Regions from separate parts of the Homo sapiens genome. Here region 2 is linked to region 1. Evidence: read pairs that join two places in POLR2A ChIA-PET (ENCODE). Cell type or tissue: Panc1. All regions are shown on one strand. Each heading gives the region's core, and the rest is flanking DNA. Links, peaks and the distances in the headings are about the cores only. Region 1 overlaps SNAP25 (synaptosome associated protein 25). Region 2 overlaps SLX4IP (SLX4 interacting protein).

The links. Peaks named below come from ENCODE experiments on the same cell type or tissue, not always from the same donor. Only the 100,000 strongest peaks of a DNase experiment are listed, where the experiment ranks them.
Region 2: POLR2A ChIA-PET joins it to region 1 with 8 read pairs; 2 of 35 experiments call an interaction of 5 or more read pairs at or near these places.

The regions. Positions count from the first base shown.
Region 1 is chr20:10,248,104-10,253,486 of GRCh38, forward strand. All of the region lies in intron 1 of SNAP25 (synaptosome associated protein 25), which reads left to right. Among named protein-coding and RNA genes, the nearest start is that of SNAP25-AS1, 31 kb to the left of the region's middle. In Panc1, for the core only: no CTCF peak of the experiment used is centred there; a DNase peak (open chromatin) is centred at 2,928.
Region 2 is chr20:10,514,176-10,519,558 of GRCh38, forward strand. The region is part of intron 2 of SLX4IP (SLX4 interacting protein); the gene reads left to right. Among named protein-coding and RNA genes, the nearest start is that of SLX4IP, 82 kb to the left of the region's middle. In Panc1, for the core only: no CTCF peak of the experiment used is centred there; no DNase peak of the experiment used is centred there.

The sequences.
Region 1 (5,383 bases), core at 213-5,212:
AGCCCATGCTTATGAGATAATGAAACCTAAAAAGTTGTTCTCCCCAGCTGAATTGCATGGGAATTATCAAACACACATGTGTGCACAGAAGCCAACAAAAAGTATACTTGGCTTTAAGGATAAGGGTACAGGGTGCAGGGAGACCCGGGAGACCCATAAAATAGTTTATAGCCAACCCCAACACCTCATGTAATTTTGCTGTTAACATTTTCCCTCCTTCAATGCAAATTATTTTATAGTGTTTTTTTCTGATTATAAAAGTAATTCGTGTTAATTGCAGAAAAATAGGCCAAGAGGAATATAACAAGGAAAATATAATTAACCATAATCTCATGTGCAGAGGCAATAATTATGAATAATTATTTTATTATACATACGGCATAACATGACCTTGTTTCTATCTATATTTAAATATCCAGTAATACCATTTGTTATGTGCTATATGTCAGAATGTCTGCTAACTGCTTTATATGTATTAATTCATTTAATCCCCACAACAACGATCATTTTTGAGATGAGGAAAATGGGGCACAGAGAGGCTAGACATCTTGCCTGGGATCACACAGCAAGTAAGTAGTAGAGCCAGCATTCAAAGTAGTGCAGCCCCACTCCTCAGAGCATTTTTGACCCTTAAAATCTGTACTATTGATCCACATCCAATGTTACTCAAACATTAGTGTGCACTAGAATCCCCTGAAAGGCTTGTTAAAGCAATTTGCTGAGCATCATTTCCAGATATTATGATTCATTTGGTCTGGGGCCTAAGAATTTGCATTTCTAACAGACTCCCAGGTGAGGCTGATATTACAGGTTCATCAACCACTCTGCGAATAACTCTGGTCACAGCAGTGTCAAGGTATGTACTGTTAATTCCGCTTCACAGATGAAAAAACAGAAGTTCAGAAAGATTCGATAAATAGGCCATGGACACACAGCTTGTCAAGTCTATGTTATATCCATTTTCCAGTTTACTCTCATGGAAAACAATAACAGCCAACGTTTACTTCATTTGATAGCTCGTGCCTTTCTTCTGGTGAGGCTATAGTGCTAAGGAGATAGTTCAGAAGTTAGATGCAGCCTCTCTGAGAGCCAGGTTTTACTGGGAGGTATGTGGATTGCAGCCACGCATTTGTTTGCTCATTCATTCAATCCCTTGGCAAGGAGCCCTAGCTGGGAAGCCCCATCGGTGATGGTTGGTGGTAGGATTCCTGCCCCCAGCAGCTTCCACATGCTGATACTGAAGTGACTGTTTCTGACTGAAGGAATGACAATCTCATCAAGTGAAGTATGAACAGAAAAAAAAAATGGCACAAAGATGTTACCTTTTGAAGCTATTGACGGGAACCTGTTCCAAAGACCTCTGTGCTATTTTCTAACAGCAAAGAGACTGGTATTATTTTGGCGGGTTCCTTACAAGAAAAAAAATAACCCTCCTGTGATGGCAGAGCCTCTGTGATGTCTGCCTAGATGGAGTGTAGCTTTTGCAGCCATGTAGGACCAGCTTGGAGCTCTCTGGGTGTCCATCCTTCCTGCTCAGTGTGGGCCACAGACAATAGCATCACTGTGCAACTTGATAGAAATGCTGATTCTAAACCCCACCACAGGCTGACTGGACTAGAATCTCTAGATTTGGAGCCCAGGAATCTGTGTTTTAATAAGTTCTCCAGGTGATTTTTAGAAGCCCTAGTCTAACAAGAACCCTGCAAAGCTAATTATTTTGCTTCCCAAGGAGAACAGCTAACCCTCTGGAAAGTTAAAACCCTTTAGGTCTAGTGTTAGACCTAAAGGTCTACTCTTCTCAAACTTTAGTGACCATCAGGATCACCTGGAGAGCTTATTAAAACATAAATTCCTGGGCCACACCCTCAGAGATTCCAATTCAGCGGATCTAGGGTGGAGCTCATGAATATGCATTTCTAGTAAGTTCCTGCATATGCTGCTGCTGCCTGTCCTGGACCACATTCCTAGACTCCTTTAGCAACATCCTTCTTAAAGAAAAAAAACTGATTGCAACTGTCAGACCTTTTCAAGATCTCTGTTTCCGTCATTCCCTTTCAAAATTATATTTTCTTATTTAGGGAACTCAGTTTCTTCAGAAAACTACTTACTTTTTAAACTTATTTTTCAATCAAAGTCCACAAACTATGTTAAAATAGAACTGGTTCTGGTCGTCCAGGGCATTTCTGAAAGAGCTTGTTGAGTGTAAGTAAATGGAAGAGGTATGGTATGGCTTCATGATTTCCTGTTCAGGAGACTTTAATCACCTTCCATCTGCTTAGAACCAGAGCTCTCATGATACACATTGTGGGGGACTAAATTTTCTGAGCACATTAGTCAAGCCCTGCAAAAATGACACCCAAATGATCACAAGTGGTCTCCAAGTCCCCTGAGGAAGAAACCTTAAAGTATTTATCTCTAGTCTCAAAAACCCTCAGTATCTTAACCCACAGTCTCTAGGATGCTAACGCTTAATGGGCAAAGTATGTAAAGAATTTTTTAAATTACTCATTGGACTCTCCTGTAAGTATTAACATGCTCAAATTAATTTGATATATATTGCCTTAAATAGTCCAAGGAAGATTGGTGCCAAAAAGCTTCATGAAACAATTAAAAAACACACACAGTCATGTGCTATGCATTTTGATCAATGATGGATAGATGGGTGGTCCCATAAGATAAGAATACCAGATTATTACTGTACCTTTTCCAAGTTGAGATATCTTTAGATACGCAAATACTTACTATTGTGTTATAGTTACCCATAGTATTCAGTACAGTAACATGCTAAACAGATTTGTAGCCTGGGAGCAATAGGCTATACCATATAGCCTAGGTGTATAGTAGGCTATCCCATCTAGGTTTGCCTAAGTACACACTATGATGTTTACACAACGATGAAATCACCTAATGACGCATTTCCTAGAAGGTATCCCCATCGTTAAGTGACGCATGACTGTATACTCCAATTTAAGATCCCAGCACCATGTCAAACAAAAAATGTTATAAAGATGTGTGAGACATGATCCTTGCCCTCACAATTATTTACTTGCTGCTTTCTGCATGGTAGGCACTCAGACTAAAAGGATGCTGGTGGAGTGACCTGTCAAACACGAATGTACACAGTATTTTTGTCTCCAGGAGAATTTGTGCTTCAAGGAGAATTTGAGGACCTATCACAGTTTCCTGGGGGATAGAGATGACATAGAGGCCAAAGTAGCATGAAGCAAGAAATACTGGGAAGGATACCTGAGAACCACACAGGAGTCCAAAGGCAGCCTTGGTCCAAGCTGCCAGCCTACTCCAGGAGATGCCATTTGTTCAGAATTTTGAAGGCTGGATGGAAGGCTGGAAAAGGGTTGAGGGATGATATTATGGCAAAAGAAATAGCAGACATTGGAAGGATTACAGTAAAAGTAAGTAGGGAAGCATTTTCATCAGGCATGCTCCTGAAGGAGCAATGATTAATAAGCATGAGATCTGATCCCTTGGAAAATGTTAAACAAACCTGTCCTACCTCCAAAAAGGAACACATAAATCTATTTGAATGGAGCCATGTTTGCCCTTGTGATTAAAGCAGGCTAACCTTTCCTGGGTGGCTTTTGTCTTTCCTTTTTGTTATTCATGAGATCTTCTGTTTTCATCGTATATCCCCTCAAGGTTCTAGGTAAATGAACTACAGGCCCAGAAAAGCTTGTTTGCCTATCATATGTTCCTCCTAGAAAGTGAATTTATGGAAATTTTGGATATTTGTGCAGCTACAGAAAAGGAAATCTCAAATCTGGGGAGATGGAAAGAACAGGAACCTAGAGAGACTTGAGGCACAAATTCTCTGTACATTTGTGTTTGACAGGTCACTCCAGCAGCACATGCCAAACCAGGATGAGCAAAGTTCATAAGCTTGCTTTCTTATATGGCTGCCACGACCTTCTAGAACCATCTGGAACTCTACCACCCTCCAGTTAACAGGCCCTATGTGCCCTGGTTTGCTCTTGGAAACATTCTGTACATCTGCACATACGGAGACACCCACGTGCAAACTCAGTAGAGGCAATGCATAATTTCCAGAGTTAGCACATGAATATCACATGAATGTATAGTGACTATATGTCAGAGATTTACTTACTTCATTAGTGAGAAAACCAGTAGGCAGATCAAGTCAGTTCACAGAGTATTTGAGGAACAAAGATTTATATGGTCAGTCAGGAAAGGGAGGTTAAAAAAATTTGTTTAATTGGGTTCAAAACTGATTAATGCCCTCCAGGCCATACAACTACAATGCTTGGGATTATCTTTTCTACCACAGATATATCATTTGCTTCTTTACTAGATGAAAGTCATGTGCTCAATCTTGTATAAAGTAACATGTAACTTGTCAGTCTGGTCTCTAATCAAGGGTAAATAACAAAAACTTTTGACGGTGATTGACATGTTTATTACTTTTATTGTAGTGATGGTTTCATGGCAATATACATATGTTAAAATTTAACAGATTTTGAAATAAATGTGTGCATTCGTTGTATGTTCTTTATACTTCAATAAAGCTGTTAGAAAAAAATAGTAAGCCCAAACAAGTTACATTCCCCTAAAAAATTACATAATCCCCAGGCAGTCCTATTAGAAAATGTTCCAATATGATATAAAAGAATTTTCTCATCTTTTTTTTTTTTTTTTAGCTTTCAAGCTTTAGATAATTTTTCTTGACTTTAATTAAAGTAGTTGTTCTCGACTCAAAGAGATTTAAGTTTTGGCCACTTAGTAAGTGTGTAACCTTAGGCAAAATATTTAAACCTCCCTGAGGCTCAGATTCTCCATCTGAAAAAAAAAAGGGAGATAATAATAGATCTCTGTTTCATAGGTGTATTACTAGGGTTAAATAAAAATATGCATTTGGGTGCTTAGCACAGCACCTGGTACATCTTAAGGACCTAGTAAAGGTTACCTGTTCTTAATTATCATTTCCAAGGAGCAATGTAGCTCAGGAGCTATGTGAATGAGAGACGATGAGACAAAAAATATCATAGACCAGGGATGAGACCCTAAGGACACTCAGAACTGTGTTCTTGACCAGGTCACTTGTCTTTACCTTTTTTCTGATTCCTCAGCTACAAACCGCAAGGAGTAGATGAGAGCTAAAGCAGGTCCTAATTTTTAGACTAGGATTCACCAGGCCTTGGACTGAATCCTGATGGAATCCTGGCTTCTTCACATCCAGAATCTCATAAGCTCTTAGGGCTCTCTGTCCACGGTATTGTATCTCAGTGATGAGGACTCTGGATTCGAATCCTGATTCTGCCACTTACTAGCTATGTGACTCTAGGCTACTTACCGAACCCCTCTGTGTTTTGGTTTCCTATCTATAAAATGGGGATGATGAAGGCACCCA
Region 2 (5,383 bases), core at 161-5,160, 270 kb after region 1:
GGGAGTGGGAGGTGAGAGTGGGAAACCGGTGAATATGCCTCCTGGCCCCAACTTTTTAAAATGTATCCTTTGAGGTGTATTCTATTTGGTGCATTTTCCCAGATTTTGAATGTTGCCCCAGGACAACTGTCTTAAGTTCGTTTTGGCATCAGGACAAATGAGAGGATGTTTCCTGTTTGCCTGACTCTTGCCCCAACTTCTTTCTCTGTTCTGTTAAGCTCTTGGCTAAATTCTTTCCTCTTGTATTCCACATTTTAACTGACATTAGGGCACCAAGTGCAAAAATCTGCAAACAGTTAGCTTTCCTGTTTGAGCATTCTGGTCAGATTATGCTGAAGTTAAAGTTCTTGTAGCACGGAAGGATCACCCTCTGTACAATGCATTAAGTATTTAATAACTGTACTAATAATTACAAACACTTTTAATGGGCCACTTGGGAGCCTTAATGTGGTTAAAAAATGTATTTCTTCTCTGTCAAGTTAACTTGTGTCAAATTGAGAGAAATTCTTCTAAGCAGCTTTGAAAGGTTTGAGCTTCATAAGCCTAGGAGCAAGTAGCATATTGTGAAAGTAGTTTTTATGTAAGAAGAGACAACAGAAATAGGGTGAGTATTAATGTAGTGCTTTGTACATTTCCTTTATAGTTTTGTATTTTTTAGGTGGAGAAGTGTCCCACCACCCTGTTGCATCCGCTGTATGTCAGGTTAAGCAATTTTTAGTAGGATTGGCAGCAAAACCAACTTTGGAACACAGGACTCTCTGGCTTCAAGATCTCTTCTTTGGGAATGTGGACAATTTGGATTTGGCCATTTTTGAAGTATTTTAGAAAATAGGACACTCTTGAGGGGCAGAATTGAAGGTCGATGCGTCTTTTGTTAAATTCACATTTATTTGTAAGTTGAAGCTTTTTTTTTTTTTTTTTTTTTTGAGACGGAGTCTTACTCTTGTCACCCAGGCTTGAATGCAGTGGTGCAATCTCGACTCACTGCAGCCTCCACCTCTTGAGTTCAACCTGTTCTCCTGCCTCAGCCTCCCAAGTCGCTGGGATTACAGGCAGCTGCCACCATGCCCAGCTAATTTTTATATTTTTAGTAGCGACGGGGTTTCACCATGTTGGCCAGGCTGTTCTCGAACTCCTGATCTCAGATGATCTGCCAACTTCAGCCTCCCAAAGTGCTGGGATTACAGGCATGAGCCACCGTGCCAGACCTAGCTGAAGCATGTTTTTGAGAAATTATTTTCTGGTGAAACAGGTGTGCCTTTGAAGTGATATAGTTGCTTTCCAAAGCTCAGAAAGAAAGTATTAAAACAAGGATAAAGTCCTATAATGTAATTACCAGTTTTACTTTGTTTTGGCTTATTTAAAAGTGTTGGCTCCTTACTCCAAATGAGATCCAGTCAAAACACTTACAATTATAGTGTGCATACATTAAGGACTTAAGAAACTGTTATTTCTCAGGTATTTGGAAGGAAATGATGTCTTCTGGATGAAATTCATGGCATAAGCATAGCTCATTTAGTTCACTAGCCTGAATATTCTATCTGAATGGTAACTTTTTTAAATTTAAAAACTTTGCTTTTAGGTGTATTTGTATGGTTGGTATCAGATGATTATTTCTTTCTGAAAGCTGATATTTTAAGAGAGATAAAGTCTTTACACCTGATTTTGCTGTGTGAGAACAGCTCTCTCACATGTTACTTGAGGTTTTTTTGTTGTTGTGGTTGTTGTTTTGAGACTTGGTCTTGCTCTGTTACCTGGGTTGGAGTACACTGGCGTGATCATAGCTCACTGTAGCCTCTGCCTCCAGGGCTCAAGTGATCCTCCCACCTCAGCCTCTCGAGAAGCTGAGAATACAGGCATGTGCTACCACACCTGGCTAATTTTTGTGTTTTTGTAGAGACGGGGTTTCACCATGCTGTCTGGACTGGTTTCTAATTTCTGAGCTCAAGGGAGCTGCCTACCTCGGCCTCCCAAAATGCTGGGACTACAGGTGTGAGCCTCCATGCCTGGCCTCGTGAGGCTATTTTTATCTGCACCTTAGTATCTGGGATAGTGGTGCCTTCCTAGGCATGGGTAGGTACACACATACACAAAATGTCAATGCTAGCAAGTTTTTATTCTTTGAGGAAAGGTTTAGTTTTTTTAGCTCAGAGAAAGTAAGTTTAGTTTTTCAACTCAGAGAAAATCACCTTATTAATCTTCAACAGATTAATGTTGATTAATGTTATTGAGCAAAGCTGAGGTATGATTCTAAGGTAATGAGGTTTGTCTTCTACTGAGGCTTATAAACTGAATCTTAGGCTGTTACAGAAAAGAAATTGCTGTGGGTTGGCAGCACTGAGGAATGAGCATTCTGCCTTCTAAGACGTATGCTTGTTTGTAAGTGTCTGTTCTGAGATGTTTTGTAACAAATCAGATTCATTGCTTTATAGCCCTTCTTCATTAAGATGGGTCTAACACGGAAAACCTCAGAAGCTCACCCCATCAAAGACAGCTGTGATAGAAATATCAAGTAATAATAAGTTTGCTGCTGTGATTTTTTTCAGAAGGAATTTGCTGGCATCAGCAAAGAAAATTTCAAAGTGGGTTAGGTTGTCTCCATTGGCTTTTATTCATCTTTCCCTTTCACAGAATGAAAAAATGTCTGGGCTGTTATAGCTTTGTTCTAAAGTGGCCCATAATTTTGTCTATGTTTTACATCCCAGTGGATTCCTAAGTCCAAATATGGTATTGCTTCTCAGAGAGGTCTCCTTTTCTTTCCCTTCAATCTATACAATATTTAGTAGATTTATTTTGAGATCAAGATTATCTTTTAGGTCAACCTGCAACTTAAAACCTGCTGGACTAATGTATTTGAATGAGCATGGGAGGAACTATGTATGAACATTCTGATCATTTTACATTGTCAAGCCCTTGCATATAAGAAAGCATTCCTAAGAATTTAAGAAATTGTTCTAAACTGATCATTTCTCTGAACCCCATCTCTTACTGGTTCTTTGTTTCCATAGGTACCATACCAGAAAGACTGTCATCAAACCCTCACAGGGTCAATGTCAATATCACACTTGTTTTATAACACTGTCAGAAACCAGGGGTACTGCTCTGCCCCTCAGTCTGGCTTGACAAGGTGAAAATTCAGGGACAGATGAGAGGAGGGACCAGATTGAAGACAAAGAATGGACATAGGCCAGAACGTGATGTAGGGTGGGGATAAACAGAGTGTTCTAACAGAAGTGATGTGTCAGAATCTTCCCACTTATTAGAAACGAAAAATGTCAACATTTATTAAAAGAAATGAAAATCTGAAGCATTGGTTTTAGGGAGACGGACATATGTTATGAGTTAGAAGGTCAGGCTCTGGAGACAAATGAGCAGCCCAAGTTGCACTCCTAGCTCCTTGTCCGTAGGCCGCTTGCTAACATCTCAGTAGCTACATTTCTCATCAGTAAATTGGAACAGGGGCTAATTGTCCTGCTGCATAGGGTTGATGTGAGGAATAAGTGAGGAGAGCATCTTGGGTATTTAGGAAGCCCTCCATCTGTGCTGATGATGGGGCCACCCTCCCTGGAGGTGTGGAGAAGCGACCTGGGCTGGTGCTCAGCAGCTTTGTCAGCTTATCATCCCTGCATTCCCCAGCAAGTCTTCTAACTTCTCTAGGCCTTCATTAGTTTCAGCCTTTGTCAAATAAGGGATTTGCTATATACAAGTTCCTTCCAGAAGGAAAATTTTATGTTTTTAAGGTGAAATTTTATTTCTCCCAAAAAGCAAACCGAGAATAAATAGTAGTTTACAAATTAAGAGTTCTGTTTATAATACACACTGGGGCCTACTGGGAGTGGGGAGGGGCAGGGGGAGGGAGAGCCTCAGGTAGAATAGCTAATGGAGGCTGGGCCTAACACCTAGGTGTTGGGTTGATCTATGCAGCAAACCACCGTGGCACACGCTTACCTACGTAACAAACCTGCACATCCTGCACATGTACCCCAGAACTTAAAAGTTGAAGGAAAAAAAGAGTTCTGTTTAGAAAAGTTAATGTTCTGTTAGGAAGATATACTTGCTAACTTTAAGAACACATTGATTAAACGGACATTGTTGCTTTCCTGCTGGAAACTGAGTCTTGACGCTCTGGATGACCATTCTCCACCCAGCACTAGAGACCAGTCTTTTCTTTCTTTCTCTCTTTCTTTCTTTCTCTCTCTCTTTCTTTCCTTCTTCCTTTCTTTCTTTCTTTCCTTCCTTCCTTCCTTCCCTCCCTCCCTCCTTCTTCCTTCCTTCCTTCCTTCCTTCCTTTCCTTTCTTTTCCTTTCCTTTCCTTTTCCTTCCTTCCTTCCTTCCTTCCTTCCTTCCTTCCTTCCTTCCTTCCTTCCTTCCTTCCTTTCCTTCTTTCTTTCTTTTCTTTCTTTCTTTTTTTCTTTTTTTAGACAGGGTCTCACTCTATCACCCAGGCTGCTGCAGCGCTGCGATCTCAGCTCACTGCGACCTCCAGGGCTCAAGTGATCCTGCCACCTCAGCCTCCTGTGTAGCTGGGACCATGGGTGGGAGTCACCACATCTGGCTAATATTTTTGTATTTTTTGTAGAGACGGGGTTTGGCTATGTAACTCAGGCTAGTCTCGAACTCCTGAGTTCAAGTGATACACCCACTTTGGCCTCCCAAAGTGCTGGGATTACAGGTGTGAGCTACCATTCCTGACCTAGGGGCTTTTCTAAGGAAGGCAGAAAATGTTTGCCTAACACAGGTGAGTAATGCTGGCCACAGAAAGGTAGTCATGAGTTTGATATTCTTTCCTGCCTGGTGTTCTGAAAGTAACATTGTTATAAATTAATTGTAAAATTATTGCATTGGAGATGCTTTATGAAAAATGTGCTTTATTGAGGTGTGATTTACATATAATAAAATACACCCATGTAAATGTACAGTTGAATGTTTTTCTTTTCACTGTCATAGTCTTTGCAAAAGTTGGATACGTTTTGACAAATATTTACATCTGTGTAATCATTGCCTTATCGACTTTTAAAAACAGCTTTATGGAGGCATAATTCATATACCATAAGATTCCTCCATGTTAAGTATATAATTCAGTAGTTTTTAGTATCTTCACAGAGTTGTGCAGCCATTACTGTGATCTAATTTTATACCATTTCATCACCCCCCCAAAAAGAAACCCCATACTCGTCAGCAGTCATTCTCCTCATCTCTGTGCCCACTCCTACCCCTTGGCAACTGTTTATTTACTTTTTGTCTTTATAAAAAATTGCTTGTTATGGACATATCATATAAATGGAGTTATACAACACGTGGTGTTTTGTGACTGGCTTCTTTCACTTAGCAAAATGTTTTCAAGGTTCAACCATGTTGTAGTATGTGTCAGTACTTTATTTCT